Linked DNA regions of Mus musculus: all the other regions are linked to region 3. Evidence: chromatin loops called from intact Hi-C (ENCODE). Cell type or tissue: left cerebral cortex. All regions are shown on one strand.

Evidence for each region. Peaks named below come from ENCODE experiments on the same cell type or tissue, not always from the same donor. Only the 100,000 strongest peaks of a DNase experiment are listed, where the experiment ranks them.
Region 1: a loop joins it to region 3, with 5 times the contacts of the local background. A loop is called at or near these places in 3 of 42 quality-filtered maps.
Region 2: a loop joins it to region 3, with 20 times the contacts of the local background. A loop is called at or near these places in 7 of 42 quality-filtered maps.

The regions. Positions count from the first base shown.
Region 1 is chrX:164,536,730-164,544,729 of GRCm38, reverse strand. Asb9 (ankyrin repeat and SOCS box-containing 9) reads right to left here. Exons shown (of 8, transcript NM_027027.2): 8 at 4,978-5,190. The coding sequence ends at 5,066. Among named protein-coding and RNA genes, the nearest start is that of Asb9, 43 kb to the right of the region's middle. In left cerebral cortex, a CTCF peak has its summit at 3,118 (motif pointing left); DNase peaks (open chromatin) are centred at 2,598, 2,809 and 3,103.
Region 2 is chrX:166,141,313-166,149,312 of GRCm38, reverse strand. No RefSeq gene overlaps it. Among named protein-coding and RNA genes, the nearest start is that of Gemin8, 25 kb to the left of the region's middle. In left cerebral cortex, CTCF peaks have their summits at 1,601 (motif pointing right) and 3,063 (motif pointing right); a DNase peak (open chromatin) is centred at 1,641.
Region 3 is chrX:165,324,512-165,332,511 of GRCm38, reverse strand. It overlaps Glra2 (glycine receptor, alpha 2 subunit), which reads left to right and starts at 5,119. Exons shown (of 9, transcript NM_183427.5): 1 at 5,119-5,710; 2 at 7,878-8,000. The coding sequence starts at 5,643. In left cerebral cortex, a CTCF peak has its summit at 4,408 (motif pointing left); DNase peaks (open chromatin) are centred at 4,420, 4,896 and 5,016; H3K4me3 peaks cover 1,766 bases.

The DNA of each region.
Region 1 (8,000 bases), 790 kb after region 3:
AAGAGACCTGCCATGAGTTTGGGGTTGGGGGCACTATCCATCAGCATAGCCAGGCTGAATAAAAAAGGAACTAGGAGAAAGTCAATGTCAGTGTTCCTTTTTCTCCGCTCCCCGGTCCACTGAGATGTAAGCCAGCAGCCTCAGGAGTCGAGTGCCTCAGCTGAAAGCTGCTCTCTGTCATGATTTCCCTTCCACAATGGACTGTATCTCCTTAAATCATAATGCAAAGTAAAACTTCCCTCCCTTAAGTTGCTTCTTCTCAGCTATTGAGTCAGAGATGAAAGAAGTCTCTAATACACTATTGTTCCAGTCCTGTAGAAACCAAGAATCTAGCTCTCTACACCTGAAATTCAGACCTATAGGAATGATGAGATAAGCAATTTGTGTTGCATTAATCCAGTAAATGTGTAATAATCTGTTGGGTAGCAGCCTAAGATGATTACAGATGGAAAGAAAACAGCGAACTCAGGAGCAGCAAATGAGTAGTCACTGTTGTCTAAAGTATAGGTAATATCTCTGTCACCCTATCCCATGACAGGGGAATTTTGGTCACTGACAAGGTCAGTCCACAGTGTTCTTGGCTCATAAAAACAAGTTAATATGCAATACCAAGCTTAATCTTCCAAGATGGAGCTGTACTGTATCTACTCGACTCACTGGAAGGCAGGGGTTGACTTGCCCCAAGAGTTACCAAGTTTGGGTTCTCTCAGGCTGAATCATGTGATCCTAGAAAGCGCTGTGTAATGTCTACACCATAACAGTGTTTCTCAGTGTCACAGTGAAACCTATGACTTACAGAGCTGCTTCCCAACCCATGTTCCAGGGACACTAGGAAACTGGAAAGGGTGTTTAGGATCTGTAGAGCAGAGCTCTATAGTTGATTAAAGAAAGGACAGGGCAAAGCATGTGATTGGTAAGAGATTAGGCTTCTGCGAGTTAGCCTGGATTTACCAGCTGCTGAGACGTTTTAGAATCCCCTTAGCCTTTCTGTACCCCTGTTTGTGAAGGGGGGATAAAAGTTTTAAGGTTAATATGAGTCACTAATTCATCATGCCTATCTTTTTGTGAGCCCTGAGAAATAGGAGCTATTTATCAACATGTAATCCTGACATGATCTTATTTTGAACCCTGAAGGCTGGCCTTTAATCATATTGTAAAGCCCCACCCCTGTGCCCAGAATAGACAGCTGAGCACATGTGAGTCCCTTCTTTCGGAACCCTACGTGCCTGTTTATTGACTGACCACTCCAGACTGGTACACGGAGTACCAGACACACGAGCCAAAGCTAGAATTAAAAGGCCATCCTTTTCCTGTCCTTTTCTCTTGCTTTCTTCATTTATCATAACATGAATTATGCTAGCCATGTACACCTACTCCAAAACAAGAAAAATATTGGAAAGCAACAACACACTAGTCTACATAATAGGTTAGACTGCCATCTGAAAACAGATAGAATGCTTACTTGTTTTAAAAGAAGGCATCATGAAACCAAGCTTACATTCTTCATTCTTTAAAGTGGATATCTGAAGGGTTTTAATGCTGTAAACAAAACAAAACAAAACAAAACAAAACAAAACAAAACAAAACAAAACACGTAACCAAAAGCCACTTGGGGAGGAATAGGTTTATTTTGCCTATTGTTTCCATATTACAATTCATCATCAAAGTCAGGGCAGGAACCTGGAGGCTCCTAGTGTATAGGCCATGGAGGTGTGCTGCTTAATAGCTTGTTCATCATAGTTTGCTGTTTTCTTATAGAACTCAAGATCACCAGCCCAGAGCTTGGCATGGAAGGTGAGCTGGGCACAGGCTTAAGGCGTTTTTCTCAATTGAAGTTGCTTCCTCTCCAGTGACTTTCGTTTATGTCAAGTTGCCATAAACCTAGCCAGGACAGTGGGGAGGGGTGTTTAAGTGTCATTTATACAGCTTTGATGATATAACTGCTTGCACTGCATTGGTTAACAAAGCATTCATAGATGTACACCACTAGTAAATGCAATCACATCCATATTCATAAAGGTGGCTCGTTTAAAGAAGGACTTCTTTCTACCGCTAAGTGAAGTGCTTTTACATTTCCCTAAATTGCGACAAGGGGCATTGTGCTGACATTTTTGGGACAATGACCATTTGCTGTATGGATTTATGACTTGCTTAATTGTAATATTCTTCTAGTAATTCTGTTAGTTTTGGATTACGATAGAAAGGGTTTATCAGAAACATTTTACATGAGACACCAGGCTACTGTTTGTGTGTGTGTGTGTGTGTGTGTGTGTGTGTGTGTGTGTGTGTGTATGTGTGTACCCTGTTCATGTTTATATGTTTAGTATGTATGCATGAACATTTGTCCCTTTCTGTGTGGAGACGAAAGGTCAACACTAAGTGTCCTCCTCCCTCGAATGCTCCTCCCCTTCTTTTCCTTTGAGACAGGATCTCTTCCTAAACCTGCCTGCAATTTGCCATTTTGGCTAGATTGCCTTTGCCCCTGCTCCAAGTAGGTGGAAAAGTGTGCGTTGCTGTGCCCGACTATTGCATGGGTTCCGGGGATCATCCTGGGTACTTGGTTGCCATGCCTACACTTTCTGGGCCAATTTCCTAGCCCTAAACTGATGTTTTCTGAAAAACACTAGCAAAATTGCTCACGGCTCCTGCCCCTTGGCAAAAGGCTGACTACAATGTAAGAGCTAGGAAACCGTATCTGTTGTTAGACTATGCCAATCTCATTAACTTTTCCTCCTTAGTGTCTAGAATAGTGACTGCCACCGACAAAGCCACTCACTAAATAATCCCTGAATAAACAAACTCAGTGACTGAATGGAACGGAATAAACTAGAAAAATGCAGGAATGCCTCTGTTCATTAGCTATCTATAAATTCTGAGTAGAGAAAAGATAGTCCAGTTAAAAGCCAGACAGACTGGGGGGTAAGGGGGGTTTTTATTCAAACTAGAAATATATGGGTTATAGAACCAAAGAAAGAAACCATTGTCGGTAGAATCTATTATCACAAAGTTTTCATTCCCAAATGGAAATTTCCAGAGGCTCTGTTGTAAACCATTTTGTGACTGGACATTTATGAGTAGCAAGGCTTTTGCTTTAGGAAGTATGTGCCAATAGCGCCATCTTCTGGAATAACTTGTGATTTTTAGAAGCGTATTCTAGGCATTTTCTTTTTTTTTTCTTTTTTGTTTTTCTTATTAGATATTTTCTTTATATACATTTCAAATGCTATCCCAAAAGTTTCCTATACCCTCCCCCCCCCGCCCTGCTCCCCTACCCACCCACTCCCACTTCTTGGCCCTGGCATTCCCCTGTACTGGGGCATATAAAGTTTGAAATACCAAGGGGCCTCTCTTCCCAGTGATGGCCGAATAGGCCATCTTCTGCTACATACATAACCATCTAGAGACACGAGCTCTGGGGATACTGGTTAGTTCATATTGTTGTTCCACCTATAGGATTGCACACCCCTTCAGCTCCTTATGGCTTGCTCTAGCTTCTCCACTGGGGGCCGGTGTTCCATCTTATAGATGACTGTGAGCATCTACTTCTGTATTTGCCAGGCACTGGCATAGCCTCATACCAGGGTCCCTTCAGCAAAATCTTGCTGGCATATGCAATAGTGTCTGGGTTTGGTGGCTGATTGTGGGATGGATCCCCAGGTGGGGTAGTCTCTGGATAGTCCATCCTTTCGTCTTAGCTCCAAACTTGGTCTCTGTAACTCCTTTCATGGGTATTTTGTTCCATATAGCAAGTTAAATTAAGAAGCACCAGAAAATTATAACGGATATATCTTTCAAGATCATGTAGACCATATGTAATCTCATATGTAACGATTTCCCTTAAATGACTGCAATATTTTCTTTATAATGATATTAATGGAACCTCAAAATTCATCTCTCAAAACAAGAACTACAACCATCCACACTAGGTTTTGTGTAAATCTGAAATGGAAAAGCAGTTAAAATCCATTAACTATCTCAGGAACCCTGTCTAATAGAAATTTCTGCAACTATATCTTGGTCATACAACACAGTGGCCACTTCACCTGAATGGTTAGAAACACTTACTTCATGGCCGGTGACACTAAGGTGAAGTTTCCATTTTCCTTGGCTTTAACTGATTCTGTTTTGTTTTAATTTGCCATATATATGTATTTCAGGGTCTCTCAACCTAGGCACCATTTGCATGTTGACTAGATAATGCTTTGTTATGGGTGAGAGGCTATCCTGTGAACCATATGACAACCAGCTAGATGCCAAATCGTACACAGTTGAGAATACCCAGTAGTACAAATCTTAGTAAAAACAACTAAAACTGTTTGCAGCCATTGTCAATATTTGAGTATGAGGGAATGGGAGAGTGATGAAAATCACCCACAGTTGCAAGCTCTGAAGAGCAGCTACTATACTGCCCAGCAGAGTTCTAGAATATACTTACTACGCATATGGGATTTGAGGTGGAAAATAAACGTGCTTCTACATCTAATGCAGCCAGTTGTGCCATAAAGGAGAAAAGGTTAAGAGCACAGATACAAACAAAGAAACACTGTCCTCCTTCATCTCCTGTTCCATGTCATGGAGATGCCAAGACCATAACAACAGAAAATTCTGTCTTAGCTGAAACTGTCCAGGCTAACAGCAGACAATTTACGTTTGCATCTGGCTCCTCTGTCCTTGATCTCAGTAATTGGATATATTGATCAGTCTGAGCTTCAGTGTATCACCTGGCAAAGGTAGTAAATAGTACCACCTGGGCAGTTAGCTGTGAAGGCTCAATTAGACGATGCATAAAGTGTTCCTTGCTTGGTGATTGGCATGTAGGACATGTTCAAGACCAATAGCTATTTTTAGACAGTCACGTTTAAGCAGAGGACAACCAGTCTTCACACTCTCTAACCAATACTATGAAGTACCCTGTGTGCTCTTTTTAAAATAAGGGTCTTACTAGAAAAAATAAAATCAAAAGAAACCACTCGTCTACCATTATAAACCTTCATTTATTTGAAACTCCAGTGGTAAGAGTTTCAACACTGTTTTTCAGTTGCTTGCGAATCCAGTCCCTCCACAATTAGAGGTGTAAAAGGAAGCGCTTCAGGTCTTCCGGGAGGAGGAGCTCAGAAATCTTATGATGCTGCCGAATGCCAAAGCATTTCCGGATTCTCAGGCGGCATAGCTGCCTCAAAGACTGGGGTCCTGGAGGAAGAACATGGGACAAGTCATGCTTGTTTTGCTAATCTAGGACGACCTTTTTCAATCATACATTATATATCACATTCTTATACAGATACACTAAACACTTTAAGTCCATGTTTCCTTGGTTTTCTTTTTCATTTTTTACTTCTGTTTTTGAGATTATAATATAATTACATCAATTCCCTCTTCCCTTCCTTTCTTCCCAACATTCCTGTATGCCCTTTCTTTCAAATAAATTCATGATCTCTTTTTACATTGTTATGTGCATAGATGAGGGAGGCATTTTTTAGTCCATGATCTCTCTTTTCCTATATTTAACTGAAGTAAGATCATTAGATATTTTCAGATACTTTTATCTATATGTATGTGTATACATGATAGTATGAGCACATGCTTGAGGGCACCCATGGAGGCCAGCAGAGAGCATAGCATCACCTATGTTAAAGATGGTTGTAAGCTGCCAGATGTGGGTGCTGGGAACAGAACCCCAGTCCTCTGCAAATGCAGGAGTCACTCATAAATTGCTCAGCCATCTCCATCCCTGGTTGGGTTTTAGTTTAGGACAGACTAAAAACTATCTAAAAGTTAGCCACCTCACTAATAGAGGTTTAAAGAAACTAACGTGGGAATTAACAACTATACAACAGTTTCAATCATAAAAAGTAAAATTCCTATTTCATGGTGTTGTCGTTTACCTTAAAATTAAACCATACTTCTAGATGCAAGTATGTTTATAATATTAGCAAGTTAAAAATATTCAAATATGCTTAGCTCAAAGTAAATCATAAGTTCATGTAGTTAAATTGTGTTTACTTTTCTATTCTGTACTCTAAGCTTTCCCAAACTTTAGCTCATTTGTGAAAAAGTGAACTAATATAAATATGCACAGGGAACAGCCAAGAGCTTGCATTTTAGAGTGATAGTTCTCAACAAGCTGGGTAGGAAAAAAGAAAAGGAAGGTATTTTCTCCCTAGGGGACATTACTCAACATCTCGAGGCACTTTTTGATTAGCATTACTTGAGGAAAATATTAGCACTAGTTGCTAGCATCTGCACACAGCACAGCTCCTAACTCCAGCTATCAATGGCACCAAGGTTTCGAATCCCTATTACACTACAAAAGGTAAGGTATAATCACCATCCCCACCCCACTCTTTGCACCAAATTAAAATGGAAATTCTTCTTTGGTATTTTTTTAACAGAAAACTGTATAGTCATAATAAATTTTATAAAACAATAGCTCTCAATCCATGGTGAAATTTAGATTTGTCTGGAGCTGAAGAAGTTTATATGAAGCTGCGTCCCACTCCAGAAACATTGGTTCAATTATTGTTGGTGTGTGCCTGTGCATCTGGATTTTTTTTAAAGCATGGGCCCCAGGTTATTTTCTTATGAAGTCAGGCTTGAGACTGCAGTTGAAATGATACTGTGGCTTCTACTGTCCTGTAGCCTTTCCATGAGCTACAGGTAAACTTAGTTTTGGATCTCTCGGGTGATGGGGAACAAGAACTGAAGATGAATAGAGTCAAAGGAGTGTGTGTAAGCTCTAGATGGAGCGCTAACAGCACGTTCCAAAAGGGACTGGTTGCAAGTGAAGGCAACATCAGATTATGTTCAAGGCACAGGTCAGCAAACTTCACAGCACACACTTTGAGAGAAATGGAAGTTAACCTAACTTCACTAAGGAGTGTTAGAGGATATGACTAATTAGGGGCAACTGTAGGTAGCCCTCAAAATGATAAATGAAGAAGAGGACTTCAGAGCAAGCTTGGTGGGAGTCATTGCATGTTCTCCATCTGTGCCATGAGAAAACATGCTTTAGATGCCAAGCACGGGAGGGGTGGGGAATAATATTTTTGAAATTCTTCCTTTTAGCTTCCAGAAAAAGGGAGATCTCCACCATTCCTAACTTCCATGCCAAGCCCAACTCAGAACACAGTTAAGTTCCAGCTAAGACTCCCAAGTTCCCATACCCTTGAAGAAAGACAGCAATTTAATTAAGTTGCCTCCCTGAGCACAGAGCACCAGGTAAGCTGAATCATCAAAGAAACCCAGGGACAGAAGTTTATGTGTTCTATCTGCAGGTCTTTTTTTTTTTTTTTTTGCTTGCTTGCCTAGGACCATTTCTTGTGGGCTATTGGACTGCTAAGAAATGCCTCGCCCAAATCCTAAAAGTGACCAAGCCAGGCATGGTGGGGCATATCTTTAATACTAACAGTCATGCAAAGGCAGAGGGATCTCTGTGACTTCAAGGCTAGCCTGATCTACGTAGCAAGTTTCTGGATAACCAGCACTAGGCACAGAGACCCTGCCTCAAAAAAGAAAGAAAGAAAGAAGGAAGGAAGGAAGGAAGGAAGGAAGGAAGGAAGGAAGGAAGGAAAGAAAGAAAGAAACAAAGAAAGAAAGAAACAAAGAAAGAAAGAAAACAAAGAAAAAGAAAAAGAAAAAGAAAAAAGGAAGGAAGGAAGGAAGGAAGGAAGGAAGGAAGGAAGGAAGGAAGGAAGGAAGGAAGGAAGAAAGGAAAAAAATACCAGTGAAGACAATCTGAAAATCTTATAACATCATACGAAAACGATATATTCACCACACTATGTGAATTTGCTAGACCCTGAGGCACAGTTGCCTCTGTATATTACATTCCCAATAAAAATATTAAAACTGGTATTTTAGAACTATGTTAGTATAAAGATGAATATAATTCTGGTTAGGTTTTATTCATCCTTCTTCTGTTTTAATGTGAACTGAAATATTTCTGTGGGCCCTGAGGAACTGTAAGAGAAGGTAGCTCTATGTGTATAACATAGAAATTT
Region 2 (8,000 bases), 820 kb before region 3:
GAAACCAAGTATAAGTAAAAAAGGCCGTTAACAAGTTTTAAATATCAAACTGTTAATCCAGGCATACTTCTACACACTTGTCATCCACTTCCATACAGTTATCAGGCATCTACCGTACATAAGGCCAGACACCGTGTCTGTTGATTCAACTGCAAGGGATTGGGTGTTAAGGAGAAAGAAGTCTAATCTTGAGGCAGAACAGAAAATGGTGCATTGCCTAAGGATTGTCAAACTGAACAGTTCTCTAGAGCTCAGCTTTATTTTAGTTTTCCTTTTAGAATGTAGAGCTAATCCCTAAACCCAAAGAAGGCTGGGAAGGTCCTGGGGGCAATGGATACTTGAGGGAAGTGTGTGGAACTGAAGTTTAAGTGAAACTGCTGTGTTGAAGCCCCAGAAGATGAGCAAATTTATCTCCCTTGGCCATTTTGCTGTGGTCCCTGAAAGATGACAGGCATGTGTTTACAGAACTGTCTTCCCTTGGAAATTCCTTATGTTTTATTAGAAAAATACAAGTAACTTAGCCCCAAGCCCAGATATTAGGCATGGTTGGTGAGGGGCCTGGGGATCTACTTATTTTCTTTCCCTTTCTCTTTCTTTCCTTTCCAGTTCTCCCCCCTCCTCTCCCCCTCCCTCCCTCCCTCCATCCCTTCCTCCCTCCCTCCTCCTTCTTTTCCAAAGTTTCCCTGGGCGGTGCTTATGCAAGTCAGGTTTTGGCATCTTTATACCACCATCTTGTGTTTAAGGTTTGGGCCTGGCCCTTCAGAATGTGGGGATCCTTTGGGGGGATGTCAACAATGTTCAAGTCCTACTGACTGAGCTCTTGTCCTTCAGTGGAACTGGATATCCAAAGCTTCCCAGGAGAGTTCAGGGCAGGCACATAGGGATCATCTGGCTTCCAGTGTTTACATCTTACTATCAAAGTTGCAAAGGAAGAAATGTTGGCAGTTTGAATGCCAGAAGCTGAGCTTGTTACAGCTCAGTTAATAGAGTGCTTGTCTAGCATGTGGGAAGCTCTGGATTCAACCCCAACCCCATATACACAGGGTCTGGTGAACCACACTTTTCATTCCCAACACTCAGGGGAAACAGAAGTTCAAGGTTATCCTTCCTTAAAAAGCAAATTCATCATTAGCTGGGAATATGGAAGACCTCCTCTCATCAAGAAAAGAGTGCTGCATCCTTGTCACAGTCGTGCTTTAGCATTCAGCGGAGAGGACAGGAGAGCAGGGAACAAGCACTTTTTAAAAGACTTGCTGCTTCTAGAAAGTTTGTCAAGCAGCTGGTGCCTTGATTATGGAATGAAGCTTTTGGTTGTCTAAACAGGTCTCCAGAGTGAATAGAATCATGGCTGAGAACTCAGATAGTTCTTCACCTGCACCGGGTACCCGTACTAGAAAGAAGTTGCTTTCTCATGGACAGCACAAAAAAAAAATCCAAAAACCAAAACAAAACAAAACAAAATCAAACAGACAAACAAACAAACAAAAAAACAAAACAAAACAAAAAAAAAAAACCCCACGAAACAACATCGCCTGCTTTGTTCACGGTCTTTTTGCTCCAAACAATGCCGTGCATTTTTCTCTTTTATAAATGGCACAGCAGATGGCAGTCCAACATAAAAAAGAACGAGAGGAGCACACCACCACTTTCTAATGGTGACACACGAGCAAGAGCTAGCAGGATGTGGGGATCGCCTGAGCGATGAGAAAGAACCACTGCCTAACGAAACTCTCAGGCTTGCCAGAAGGGTCCTCCATCTGTGATGTCCAGAACAATGCCCTCAGCCATATCGCCTCTCGAGGCCTCGAAATATGGTGCCTGAGACTGAAGAAGTGAAAAAAAAATGTGTGTGTTTACTAAAATGTGCAGAGTATAACTGAAAGGAGAAGAAGAAAAAAACAAAACAACAACATGGAATAATCAAGACAGCAAGCTACACCGATTCAGTTGAAAGCAGCCATTCACAGGCAGAGACAACCACAAGAAAGTAAGCCCCTAGAGGAGTTTTCATAAAATGGGGTTCCACACCCTGCTCATTTAGATCTAAAAGGAAGGGTTATCACCATCAATACTTGTATTTTCTGGAAACTGGAGCTAGTGCCTACCTGAAGGGCTGTTAAGATGAAATGAGGCGATGCTCACAAAGCGCTTGTGCAGAGCGCTGCGTGATAATTGACAGCTGAATGCTACTTTTCGGTTTTTAAAGTGAATGTACTATTCTTCCAGTCTTCTTGGTAAGACTAAGGGAATCAGTATGCAGAGCTCTTGGGTCACAGGAAGTGTAGTTCTCAAATGTCATGCTTGTTCCTTCTGAGGAAAGAGGGATTTTCTTCCTCATCTTTGCTAGTGACATTATTTTACATTGCAGACCCAGACAGGCCCCAGAGATTTACTGGAAAAAGATGAGGTCTTTCTTTCTGTCCCGTCTCTCCATTGCATACGTGTTGCTTTTCGAAAACTGTATTGTGGCAGTCTAGCACTTATTTTAGGCTGTTATCTGATGTCCAGGTTTGTCTTTCATCTTAATCCACAGCTATCTCTCAGGTTTTTCACTCAGTCTACATGGATACATTGCGTCACATAGCTGAGCCCAACTTTTATCTCTTTTCATCAATGTAGATGTCATCTTTACCACATCACTTGCCCCTGGCATTTCCAGCTGGGTTATTCTTTTCTAATTTTTTATTAGTATTACTTTCTAAATGCAATGCATTTTGTAGCAAGCACACTCTGTCTTTGGCTGAAATATGTCACTTTCAAGCCCCCCCTTTTTATCTTTCTTATTTAGCCTTGCCTTGTTACTGAGTGAATATTTGTGGATCATGCTTGTGCATAAGAGTCAATTATTTCTGAAAACATGGAGGAAATGTCTAGAATTTCTGGGTTTTGACTACAGCTTCTGAAAAACTCAAATAGTACAGACTATCTTGTGGCCACCTGACAGATGTCTGATTTTCATCGTGGATTATGCTATAACTTAAAATTTTAAGGTTTGATTTAAAAGCATTGCATTCACTCTTAAACAAACCACAGGTACCACCTCATTTGCCATCCAGCTATTTTACCTCTAGGTGGTGGTGGTTGTGTGCTTTGGTCCAGCAATAAGTGGGGAATTACCTAAATGCATGCTGTTTGAAATAAACATGTCTTGTATCTCTCGCAATATATGCTTTTGATTAAAAGAGGTTAGTATGACATGACACAATCAATCAATTTTATTTCTTGGGTTTTCAGCTAGTTCTTCAATTCACGTTAAGGAGAACTGTGGTGGAATGTTTTGTAGATTCTGACGCTGAGTAGTTACTGATCTGAGGCTCCGAGAATTTCGTGTTTTGCAGTATGCTTAGCTTTTTAATGTGGGGGCGCAGGTGTCCTGAGGAAAGACAATTGCAGCTCCACTTCTGGAACTCAATAGTGGAATGAGAAGCCAGGCAAATCTGTGTCCCACAGACGATGACTAAAGGGGAGTCTCATTTTGTAGTCATATAATTTCAGCTGTTGACTCTCCATGGTGAATAATAAACAAAGCCATAAAGTGTGAGGAGACATTTCCTTTTCTAGGAGATGGAACTGCTTAGAAAAATCCCAGAACTAAAAATACCTCACAAAACTCTGAATATAAATTCCTGTCAGATCTGATAACGAATACTTCGAATCTTTATCTACTCTAAATGGTTAGAGTTGCCAAAGAGTATATTAGGAGAAACATTCTGAGTAGTCTCTGAATAGAGAGGGTGTTTATCAGTTAGTGATATATATGAAGAATTCCTCCATAGAGTTACAACATCGTGTCAAGCTCTTCTCTTTTACTGTGTTTGTAAATCACAGAGTGTGCTGGAAATATTGAGTAATGGTGAGCTGTGATATGTGGTAAAGAGTTACCATTAGTGTCAATTTTTGTCTTTCCCTAGAGCTCCTGCAAAGAAAATACTAGTGGGTAAAGGGATGCCTTCTGAGGAATGGGGACATGCCTGAAAGCTGCTTTTTGCTATCTGAGGAGGGGCTCTGTAGGTGAAGGTTGGGAGATTGCTTAATGTACAGCCAGGAGAGAGAAATCACACGCACTCTCAGTGGAATAGCGTGTGAAATCCCACATTTTCACAAAAGCCACTTAGTCTTACTTTGGTGCTCCCAACCAGACTGTCATCTTAATTGAGTAAGAAAACGAAAAAGCTAAGGATGTTAGCGATTTCCATGCTTCAGCCGCGAATATAATGAGAAGTTTATTTGAGAAGTTATGCTTGACCTGAAAACTTATATTGTAGAAGAAGAAAATCCTAATTACACAGGAGCATGTTGAAGCTAAATTGGTACATGGACAGAGCAAGTTTCCAAGCCACTTGCATAGATGAAATCCAGTTTTAGTTACTGTGAAATAGTTTATTTAGACCAGTCTTACTTCTTATAAACATAAATTATAAATTCTTGACATAATATTGATAGTGAAGAGATACATATTAATAACTTTTCCATCTGCAGTGACAAAATACCTGACTGTCTTAGTTAGGGTTTTATTGCTGTGAAGAGACACCCTTGAGCACAGCAATGTTTATAAAGGAAAACGTTTAATTGGAACTGGCTTACAATTTCAGAGGTCTAGTCAATTATCATCATGGCAGGAAACATGGCAGTGTGCAGACAGACATGGTGCTGGAGAAGGAGCTGAGAACTCTATGTCTTGATCCACAGGCAACAGGGAGAAACTGTGTGTCATGCTGGGGTGTGTGTGTGTGGCACATAGCTTGAGCACCTAAGACCCCAAATCCCCACCTCCATAGTGACAAACTTCCTGTAAAAAGGCCACACCTCCTAATAATGCCACTCCCTATGGGTCATGCATTCAAGCCCATGTCTATGCATGGAGAGTCTACGGAAGCAATACTATTCAAACTGTATTGACAAAAGAAACTTATGAGGAGTCTACTTTATCTTTTAGTTTGAGGGTGGAGTCCACCAGGGTAGGGAAAGCATTGCAATAGGAGCAGGAAATGGCTGGCCACATTTTGTCTGCACTTAGGAGGCAAAGAGAAGACTGGAAGCAGACCTCAGCTATAAAATCTCAAGATCAGCCCCCTTCCTCCTGAGTCAGTGTCTCCAGAAAGATGCCACCTCCTCAAGTTTCCAGACTCTTCCACAAAGAGTACAAATAGGGACCAAGTATTCAAACACATGAGTTGACAGTTGAACTGTGGGGGACAGTGCACATTCAAACCATGATAAGGCAAAGGGGTGACAAAAGAAGGCAGAAATTGGATTTGACTCTTGAGAGACAGTGGCTGCATCGGGGAAAAGCCAAATACACACAGCTTTCTCCTGAAGGCATTCTTCAGTCAAGGCTAAAACTCAATCTGAAAGCTGATGTCATATTGGCTAGGGGTGTCAGAGGATCAAGTTAGGAGATTCAAGAGTTGCTGGAATTTGGTACAATCCTAAAAGGAGTCACTAGGGAAGCTGCATGTAATCTCCCATTAAATCCAATATAAACACCATATGAATGCATACAAATATGCATGCAATCTCCACTTAACTCTTATGCAGAACCCCTCTTTGAGCCTGCACCAAAGAAAATCTAAGAATATAAAAAAAGAATACCAGGAGACAGACATACAGAGAGAGAGAGAGAGAAAGAGAGAGAGAGAGAGAGAGAGAGAGAGAGAGAGAGAGAGAGAATAATTTTTGACATTAGTAAGCACTTGGGGATTTCCTTTGAAACAGCAGAGAAAGCTACTCTGCTTTATAAGACTGGGGTTAGCCTTGAGACTAAGGATGAAACAGATCCACACTGACAAAGTGTAAAATCAAGCCTTCACAAGTTCAAGGTTATAAGCTAGTCATTTATGTATCTGTTAAAACAAAGCCCAATAATATTTCACGGAGGATAAGAGAATGCAAAATCTTTAAAGCATACCATCCACAGAGTCCAATATAGAATAGAAAATTCCATCTATCCACAAAAACAGAAATGTCCAGAAAGGTGGCTAAGTAGGTAAAAATGCTTGCTTCACAAACCTAATGACCCAAATTTGATTCCTGGAACCCAAATATAAAAGTCAGATACAATAAGTCAAGATGAGAGGTAGATATGAGAGACTTTATGGACGCTTACAAGCCAGCTTGGTTGGAGTACATAGCCCCAGGGACTGAAACAGTGTCGGAGACTCTCCTTCCAAACAAGATGGAAGGAAAGCACCAATTCCCAACTAGTGGTTTTCTGACTTCCACACATGTCCAACTAGTGGTTTTCTGCATACACACACACACACACTTAATAGATTTTTTTTAAAATGTAGAAACATATGACCTGAAGCAGGAAAGAAAGTAGTGAATAGAAACAGACTTGAGTTCACAAACAGGAACTCTGTAAACTATTACTAGCCATGCCCAAGAACCTAAAGGAAGAATTATAACAAATAAAAAGATGAGGAACAGAAGTATAGAAAGACAGACTACAAAAGAAATCACATAAGAATCTAAAGCTGTGAATTATAAGGAGAGAAGTAACTATTTACTGAATAGCTTTAACAGCAGCTTGGAACAGGGAAACAAAAGGATGGAGGAATTTTCAAGACACCTCAGTAGAAATTATTCAAACACAATGACTAGGGAAGAAAAGAAGTTGAAATACATACGAACAGCTCTCACTGATGGGTGGGACGATATAAAGTGACCTTGCATATGTGTAATTGGTGTTTAAGATCAGAGAGAGAAAGGGAGAAATGAAAAAAGAATTTGAAGAGCTAATGGCTACAAGTTTCCCAGCGGTGAAGTTCATAAATTTGTGAGTGTAGGAAACGAAGTCAACATCCAACAGGAAAAATGCAGTGAAGAACACAGGTAGCCACAGCCTGGTCAAAGGTACAGGAAATCTTCAAAGCAACTGATGAGGAGAGGGATACATGAGAAAACATCATGAAGGATGACTTCCCAACAGAAATAAGACCTAGAGGCAATGGAATGCCATTTTCTTGTTTTCATGTATATGTGTATATCCTTCTTTGCATGTGTATGGGCATATGTGGGTTTGTGGGTACATGTGTGTTTGTATGTATGTGGAGCCTTGAGTTTGATGCTAAAAACCACACTCAATTGCTATTCTACCTTATTGAGTGAGGAAGGGTCTCTCAAACAAATCCAGAGTTTGTTTCCCTAGCCAGTTTGCTTTGGGGGTCCCCAGTATTTACCTTTGGGGACTGGAATTACAGGCTAGTCACCATGCATTTGGCATTCATCTGGGTTCTGGACATTGGAATTGCAGTCTACTTTCATAGCAAGCCCTTAACCACTAAACCACCTCCTCAGCCCTGTCTTATCATTTTTGTGGGTAAGGAACACTATAATTAGGCTGCCCTCAAACTCAAAAATTATCCTAACTCAGTCTCCTAACGGCAGGAATCAGAGATGTGTGCCGCCATGCTTAGCTTGGAATGACAATTTTAAAGCACTGAAAGGAAAAAAAAAAAAAAGCAAAATCCTATACGTGATAAAAACCAACAAACTGAATAATTTCAAATGGACATCAACATTTACATCAAGAGAATATGTTTCTTTAAATTTAAGACTAAAATTAAAACTGTTTTAAGATGAACAGAATAGATTTGTTTCAGAAGAGCTTTCAAAGAAATGAAAAGATATTGGATGACATCTGAAATACAAGAGAAAGTAAAAGCCCTGGGAATGATAAACTCAGAATTTTAGTTCAAGTGTCCATAAGTGTGTGGGTTTATTTCTGAGTCTTCAATTATATTCCATTGATTGACCTGCCTGTCTCTATACCAATACCATGAAGTTTTTTTTTTTTTTAATCACTACTGCTCTGCAGTACAGTTTGAGGTCAGGGATGGTGATTCTCTTGGACGTTCTTTTATTGTTAAGAATTGTTTTTGCTATCCTGTTGTCTTAGTCAGGGTTTCTATTCCTGCCCAAACATCATGACCAAGAAACAAGTTGGGGAGGAAAGGGTTTATTCGGCTTACACTTCCATATTGCTGTTCATCACCAAG
Region 3 (8,000 bases):
TATATGCATAAAAAGACTAGACTTCAGGATGTTCATTGCTTTGCAAATAAGACCTTTTCAAAGCTCCTGAGTCTTACTGTCATTGAAAGTAGAATTCTCCAAAGAACCAAGTCAAAACCTAAATTTGAACAACAAGTAGATTCCAGGAACTGAGAATAATAACCTGAAATCCTTTCTTAGCTATGATTTGAAGTGATAACATTATTGACATGATACACAATATGAGAATGAGGCTCAGAAGGATGAAATGATTTGCCCATGGTCACATAACCAACAAGTCTTAGAAGTAGAACTTAGTATAAGTAAGTTAGATTTGTAACTCTCTATTTTGATTTTTATTTCATGTTAAAATCTTCTGATCCACTGAATGTGATTTCCTTTCAAATGTTCATAATCGTAATCTTTGATTTGTAATAAGTACATTTGTAGAATTAACTTGTGGTCTATAGAACTATTTATATTATGACATTTATCAGCATTTCTGAGTGTATGTTTAAAATTGTACCCTAGTTACTATCATCATCATCATTCTATGTGTTGTCATTAGCACTGAATATATGGGAGTGAATTAATGGAATGAATCTGCTATTGTTGTTCATCATAAAGCTTATCTAAGCATATAAGTCACTGCAAAAAAAAATGCCTGAGCCAACTCAAAAGAGAAAAAAGATATCTTTGGTTTGTTGTTTCAGAACTTTCAGCCAATGATTGCTTGACCTTGTCGTAGTGAGGTTGTGTTGGGGTAAAACACTATGGTGATAGAGTATATGATACAATAAATGCTCTTTTTATGTGACACATCATGGTAGCCACAAGGAAAACAAAGAATAAGGTACAAGATATAGCCTACAAGGACACACTTCGAGTGACTTAGTTCCTCCAAGTAAAACCAACTTCTTAAAGTTTCTACCACCTTTTACTAGACATTAAATTATGAGCTCATTACTAGGTTAATCCATTGAGAAGTTCAAACTATTTTGATCCAATCATGGTCACCAAACTCTGTCTCTGAACATTGATTGCATTGAGACCCAAACTCCCAATATTTTATGATTTGAGAGTCATTCTGCATCCAATGCATAACACTAGGTAATCATACCAGACTATTCATGAAATGATAACTATGGTTCATGAATCAGAGATTGGGAATATTAAACTTCCTTATAGTAGAAAGAGCTGATAGAATTGTGTAAGTTTGTGGGACCATGAAAGGCAGCCTGTTTTCTGGTCAAGCTAGGTTTAAACCCCGGAGACCAGGAAGATTAATTTGCAAGGGCTGTTTGCCATGCTCCCAGACACTAGACTCCTGACAGGAGGCCCCAGCTCCATAATTCTGTGGCCATCAGTCATGTAGACAAGGAGCCAAGCTCCTGGTATTCTGTCTGGACTCCACCCCCACAGTTATCTGTCATCAGCCAGGTGCCCTCCTCCCTCAGTTACCTGGCAACAGCCAAGTAGGCCCAGCCCACTATAAAAGGAGCTGCTTGCCCCCTCCTTGCTCTCTTGCTCTTACTCTCTTGCTCTTTCTCCTGCTTCCTGCTTGTCTCTCTCCATCTCTCTCCATTCTCCCCCCACCCTGCCTCTCCACGTGGCCATATCTGGCCCCTCTTTCCTTACTCTCTCCTTCTCTCTGCCTTTCTACAATAAATGCCTTAAAACCATGGACTGCCTCATTTCATCAGGATCCACAGCACTGGAGCAGTGAAGCAAGTCTTCCTCTAAAGATCTGCCCATCTAACCTCCAGCCAGGAGGCCCCTTCATTCCTAGCTCCTTCCACCACCACCATGCCACCCGGCCCAGCAAGACAAAGACTCTCCTCCCTGCAAGAACCTGCCAGAGTTCCCTCCTCCTGTGCTTTCCCCCCCAGCCCCTCCTTTGGGCCCACACTCTGTTCTCAGCTTCCTTGACATCTAGGAGCATCTGTGGTGTCCAAGAACTAGGCCCTGCCAAAATCGGCCTCCGTGTAGGCCTTGAGACCCCGAGCCTTACCTGGCAGCAGCATGGGGTCTACACAGTTGGACTTCCCACGTCCTGCCTCACCCAGCAGCCAAGCCCTGGGCTGGACGCTGGACCCCATTTTTATCCCACATAAGTTAAGGTCTTCATGAGGAAAGACTTTTTGAATGTAGTTGAGCATTCTATGAGATTAAACACTACAGCAAGCCCAAGAAGCTCAAACTGATTAAAACGGACAGGCTGTAAAAGGGTCAAGATGAGGAAAAGTGTAAGTATAATCAGATTATGTGGGACTTTTTGAACATATTAAATAATTTTCTTTTTGTACCCAAAGATCAGTGGTGAACCATAGCATTAATTAGAGGTTATGCATAATCAGATTCTAATTTTAATCCTTCATTCTGCTTGGAGCATATTTAAAGAGGTTGTTGGTTCTAGTGGACTAGTAAGGTGCATAACACAACAGCATCAAAATCTCACAACTGGGATTGGAGAAGTTAAGATGAAAAAAAAAAAGGTAGACGACAAATAGAAGACAAATCAATGGAGCTTTGTGAAAACCTCATTGTGGAGGTGCATGAAAAAGACATCTCAGAGAGCGTGCTTTGTCCATTGGTTGGTGACAGTGGAGTAGATACTACAGAAGAAGGTCAGAGGGGATTTTCAAACATGTTTAATCATGGGAGGAATTTAAAGATATATAGAGATATGAAGCAGAAATGATCAAAGAAGCAGATGGATGACTAAGTCATATATATGTTTGTGTGTCTACGTGTGAGTGTGTGTATCTGTAGTTTACAGGAAAAGACTAGGGAAATTATAGTATCATAATATTGTCTAATAGAGATTTCTAATAAGTTCTTCTTACCTAATGACCATGGATTTGGCCCACGGTCATACAATGAACAGCAAGGTTCTGAGTGACCTTTCACCAGCATTTTATATCACTCAGACAATAAGAGTTTCTGAATCTTTCCTGAGATAAAATATATCAAAGTCATACATTCTGCTTACATTCAAAATAAATTCCATGCATTTGTTTTAATAATACTTAAACTTAGGAAAAAAGTGCCTCATTTTAAACACAAACACACAAACAAAAACTCTATGGTGTAGTGTGAGACATCCCTTTATTCCAGTTTTGAATCTGTTCACTTTAAAGATCATCTACACCACACAGAAACTCTAGACCTGATTGTATCTCTGCAGGCCTGATACTCCAGCCAAAATAAGATCAGTTCCCGGAAATATACCTCTTCAGTTAATTCAGTATGGAAAAGGCCGTGTGTACTCATGTGTACATGCGAGTGTGAAGACTTAAGAATATCCCCAAAATAAAGAAGAGATAATAGTAGAAAAAAATGACTGTCCCAAATATAATACTGTAATTATGCTCAAAGTAAAACAAATTTTCACCCCTTCTTTCAAAACAGAGCCAAGTTAATATACTAGAAGGAGTTAAATGGAGTGAGTTGTAAAAGAAACACCCAGATGCTAGCACAGAATTGTGACACTATTATTTGAGATCTGGAAGACGATTTAGAGAGCATCTAGTTTACCCTATTTATTTTACTTCTCAGTTCCTCTCAATTTAGATTCTATACCTTTTAAGTCACAGAAAGAATTCTCATTCAGTTTGCTAATGAATTCTTTATCTACTTTTATCTTACTTGACAAGTCCATGTTTTGTAATACCACTGGTCTTGTTTCACAGTTTTTCTCCTGTGACACAGTGGACTCCAAGATTGTCTCCTATTCTGTCTTTTTGTCATGCATAGCCTCTTTACCTAGCCTGCAGACATTTGGTTTCCTAAAGACTGTATTCTAGTTCTTCATTTCTCCTCGGGTCTACAGTATCATAATTTGGGACCTTCCTGTGTTAAAAAAAAAAAAAATGAAAAGAACTTAGATATTTTTTCCTCTCAGAATCTACTTTTGAAAAAGTATAAAATTTTTGTGACTTTTCTTTGATATTCAAGCCAACCCAAGGATAAGCTTGTCATTTATGGGATAAATTTAACAATAGTAAAGCATTCTCAAATCAAGTCCTGTGGTAGAGTGCCAAGGTGGCTAAGGAGTGATATTTCATGGACAAATGCAAGTTCCTCACCCACTTCATCGTAAGTGCACATTTTCAAGGGAAACTAGTTACTACTGTTAAAATATTTCCCCTTTCTCTTTTTATTAATAGTATTGGTAAATTCATTTGGAGAGAGCAGGTTATGTGATATGCTTTGAACTGAACTCAGGAACTTTCAATCAGTTTTCAGCCAGTGTGGGAAGAGGAAAAATCCACTTAATTATTTGACCCTTATTGGTGATTAACACTCTGTACTGCAATGGTGAGACTAAGCCCCCAGTCTTCACTTTTTCTTGCTCCATTTCTATCATGGAACCCTGTTCAAACCTTAATTCGGGCAGGAAAAGATTGCTACTGCCCCCTGCTGGCTCACTGTCCTTTTCTTTCCCTTTTGGTATTTACTTGCGACTTGAGGATGCCCCAAGATTTTATGCACTGAACAGTAGAACGAACTTTCCCAAGTAGGAAGATAGATCAGTTAGGAACAAGAGGCTAAAATCAAAACAAAACACTCAAGAGCTGAGAAAGGCAGAAGATATTCTAAATTGCTGATCTCCGCGCACCTTTTTTTTTTTTTTTTTTTTTTTTTTTTTTGTACGTGAAAGCTTCTCTATGCCGAGGAAATACACTCTCCACTTCAGCCTTCAGCACAGGACTTCGCTTTTCCTCTAGCTTCCGCTGACTAGATGTTGACTTCCTATATCCCTATTATAATTTCAGTTCCCTGGATCTTGTTCTCTGTTGTCCTAGTTTACTTTTCTGATACTTTTAATCCTCTTTCAGTCTCTTCTGCTTCAAACTCCTTTCCCGCCTACCCACAGGCATTTCTGGGAGCTCGACCCTAGCCTCACCTTTTCCCTCTACACAGACTCTAGCCATAGTTGTTATCGCACTCCTTTCAGTAGCCCCTTACCAAAGAATCAGTCACTCTGCATTTCAACAGCAGGCTCATCTCCTCTCAAAAGCCTCTCTCCGACCCCCGCCCCAAGCTACTGAAAAAGGAAACATGCGCACTTCAGAGCTAGGAGCTGTCCGAGTGCTGAAATTTATAGGCTGGGTAAGATCACGTCTCCGTCTCTTTCTGTAGCTCTCATTCCAGCACAGGATCGCAGCATTTTTTCCCTCTTTCCCCCAAACACTTCAATATACAGAGTCTTTTCTTCTCCCTCATTTGCAACTTCTTTTTAAAAGAGAACATTTCCTAAGGAGAGGGGCTTTGCTGAATAGAAAAGATATAAAACAAAAGCTACAGCAGCCTGACTTCCAGCGTGGCATTGTCACCAGCCCCCTTTGCATGGTGATGCGATTAAGGTAACAGCATTTTTATTATTCAGGAAAAGCAGCTAGGGGATTCATCAGTTCTGAGGCTTTGTCTCTCCTGGGCTAACTGATGGTTCTGAGTCTTGGTTTGACCTGACCATGATGCCCAAGACTGGCACTTTTTGTTTTTTCTCAGCAAACTGTACAACCCCAAATCTCTTTTTGATTTTCAAGGAAACTAGATTCCTGCCAGATTTTGAGTCTGGACAATAAATAGGCACTTTGTCCTAGTCTCCTTTCTGGAATCATTTCGGGATATTTTCCACAACCATCACAGAAACAGGAATGTACCGGCAGCTAGTGAACATTTTGACAGCCTTGTTTGCATTTTTCTTAGGGACAAACCACTTCAGGTAGGTGAAATGATTTTGCATGCTTATATTTTCCACATGAAAACTGTTTGAAAGAGAAAGTATGTAATGATCTGTCTATTTGTTCCCTAAATCCTACTATTCCAATGTCGGAGAGGAGAGTTTGCTTTCTTTTGTTCATTAAAAAAAAAAAAAAAAAAGCTTAATTATGGTGGGAGGGAGGCAAATGTTCACCAAAGCAAGTTTTATGTTATATAGCTGCACTTTATGCATTTTGGCACACATTTTCGCCGTCAATGTGATATTAAGATTAGACTAGTGAGTTGTGTGCTCTTTACATTACTGTGTAAGGTTGATATCTTTAGCTTTCAAATTCTTCTGGAAGTCATTTAAAGGGATTATTGGGTGCAATGTTCCTTTTTTCATATGGTGGAAGTGATTGGATTAATTCCCCAGGAGCACGCTCATTTGATGTAAAATAAATAAGAACGCTGATTCTCAGCCAACTTGGGACTTCTCTTATATCTCACTAACTAAAATTGTACTATGAAGTCTATGATTTAGACATTTTTTTCAAGTAGTAAATATCTTTATGCAACTCTATCCTCTTGTTCGGTCTATTTGAGAATTGATTGCATATCAAAATTTAATTAAAAATGACATCTTTGTACTTATGTCTGTATGAGAAATGGGGTGTGGATAATTAAAACAAGTGAGATGTCATATTTGCATGCTTGTATTCTCTATATAATTTACTAATTGTGAAATCAATTGATACTTCAATCAGTTTTATTGGCAGTGAGTGAAATATCCAGTTAATGACATAGAGTCTAAGACAGGCTAGACATAAAAAAAAATGCTATTAAAACAAAATATAGGTCATTTAATGTTTTAAAAGATTTTATTTTATTTTTTCACAGAACCAGGAGAAATTGAACACATAGAAATAATGCTATGGGTACTGGGAAAAACCCCTATGTTCTTTTCAGGTTTACACCTCTTACTATCATTAAGAAAGATTGTAGGCTGGGTTTTTGTTAGAATCATCACCACCACCATCATCATTATCATCATCAACATCATCATCATCATCATCAGCCTCATTCCAACCACCATCATAGTAAAATAATATTCAATTAATCAGATGAATCTGCATATGGAAATGTGAGTATTTCTGGATGACTAAATCAATTTTTAACTCCCACCAAATGTTCATAACATCTTTGCACTTATAATTAATACCTCTGATTTGAAAAATTGATATGAGTGTTGTATTATCTTAATGGCAGAAGTAACAAATTATTTAAAACACATGCATATATATATATATATATATATATACAGCATATACATATATGTACACACAAACACTTTAGTGACATTCAGTCAACTAGAAATGTATTATGAAAGAATTTATCTTATAAAACAAATATGTGATTTTATATACACTTTATGATTTCTAAAATGGATATAAAAATCTGAGAAATTTTTGATTACCTTTTCCTGTTTTTGATAATGTAAAAGGTCCAATGCCTTAGAAATGATATTCCATTAATGAGCTATTGGAGAATCAGCAATTTACATATTCATATATGAATAAGAACTGAGAAAATAATTCAAGTAACATACTCATTATGGTTCTATTTTAAAATGGTGGTAAAATACCAAGTAAAGGCTCTTTTTTCAGATAACACACTGGAAAAGACTAATGCTGATAGCTGCAATAGAATGGTAGCAAGTGAGAAAATAAGCATGTAATAATTAACTGTATTATTCAGTCCATCTTGTTATTATATATTTCTCATAAATGGTAAAAGATAAGCTTAAAGCTGAAATGTAATGATTTTTATAGCCATGAAGAATTGATATTATGTTATCATGTGAATTTAAATAACTGTGTTCAGTTCTCTGATAATTCTAAAAACAAAAATCCTTTGTACATCCACAAATCTGGAACCTGAATCAATATACATTATCCCACCTTCAACAAAATATAAAGTTCAGCAACTTGGTTGACATTGCTCAGGATTGATTCTTCTCATTCAGTTAAAGTTAACTTTAAAAATTGTTCAAGTTGAGAAGTTGATCAAGACCTCAAATTTTTCTTCTTGTATTAAATATCTTTTGCAAATTGTGGTTCAAATGCTCTGTATTAGTTCTAAGAAAATGAAAGGGTAATTCTTACTAAAAGAGGTAATAATGTGTTTAGGGAAGCTTTCTGCAAAGACCATGACTCCAGGTCTGGAAAACATCCCTCGCAGACCCTATCTCCTTCAGATTTCTTGGATAAATTAATGGGAAGAACATCAGGATATGATGCAAGAATCAGGCC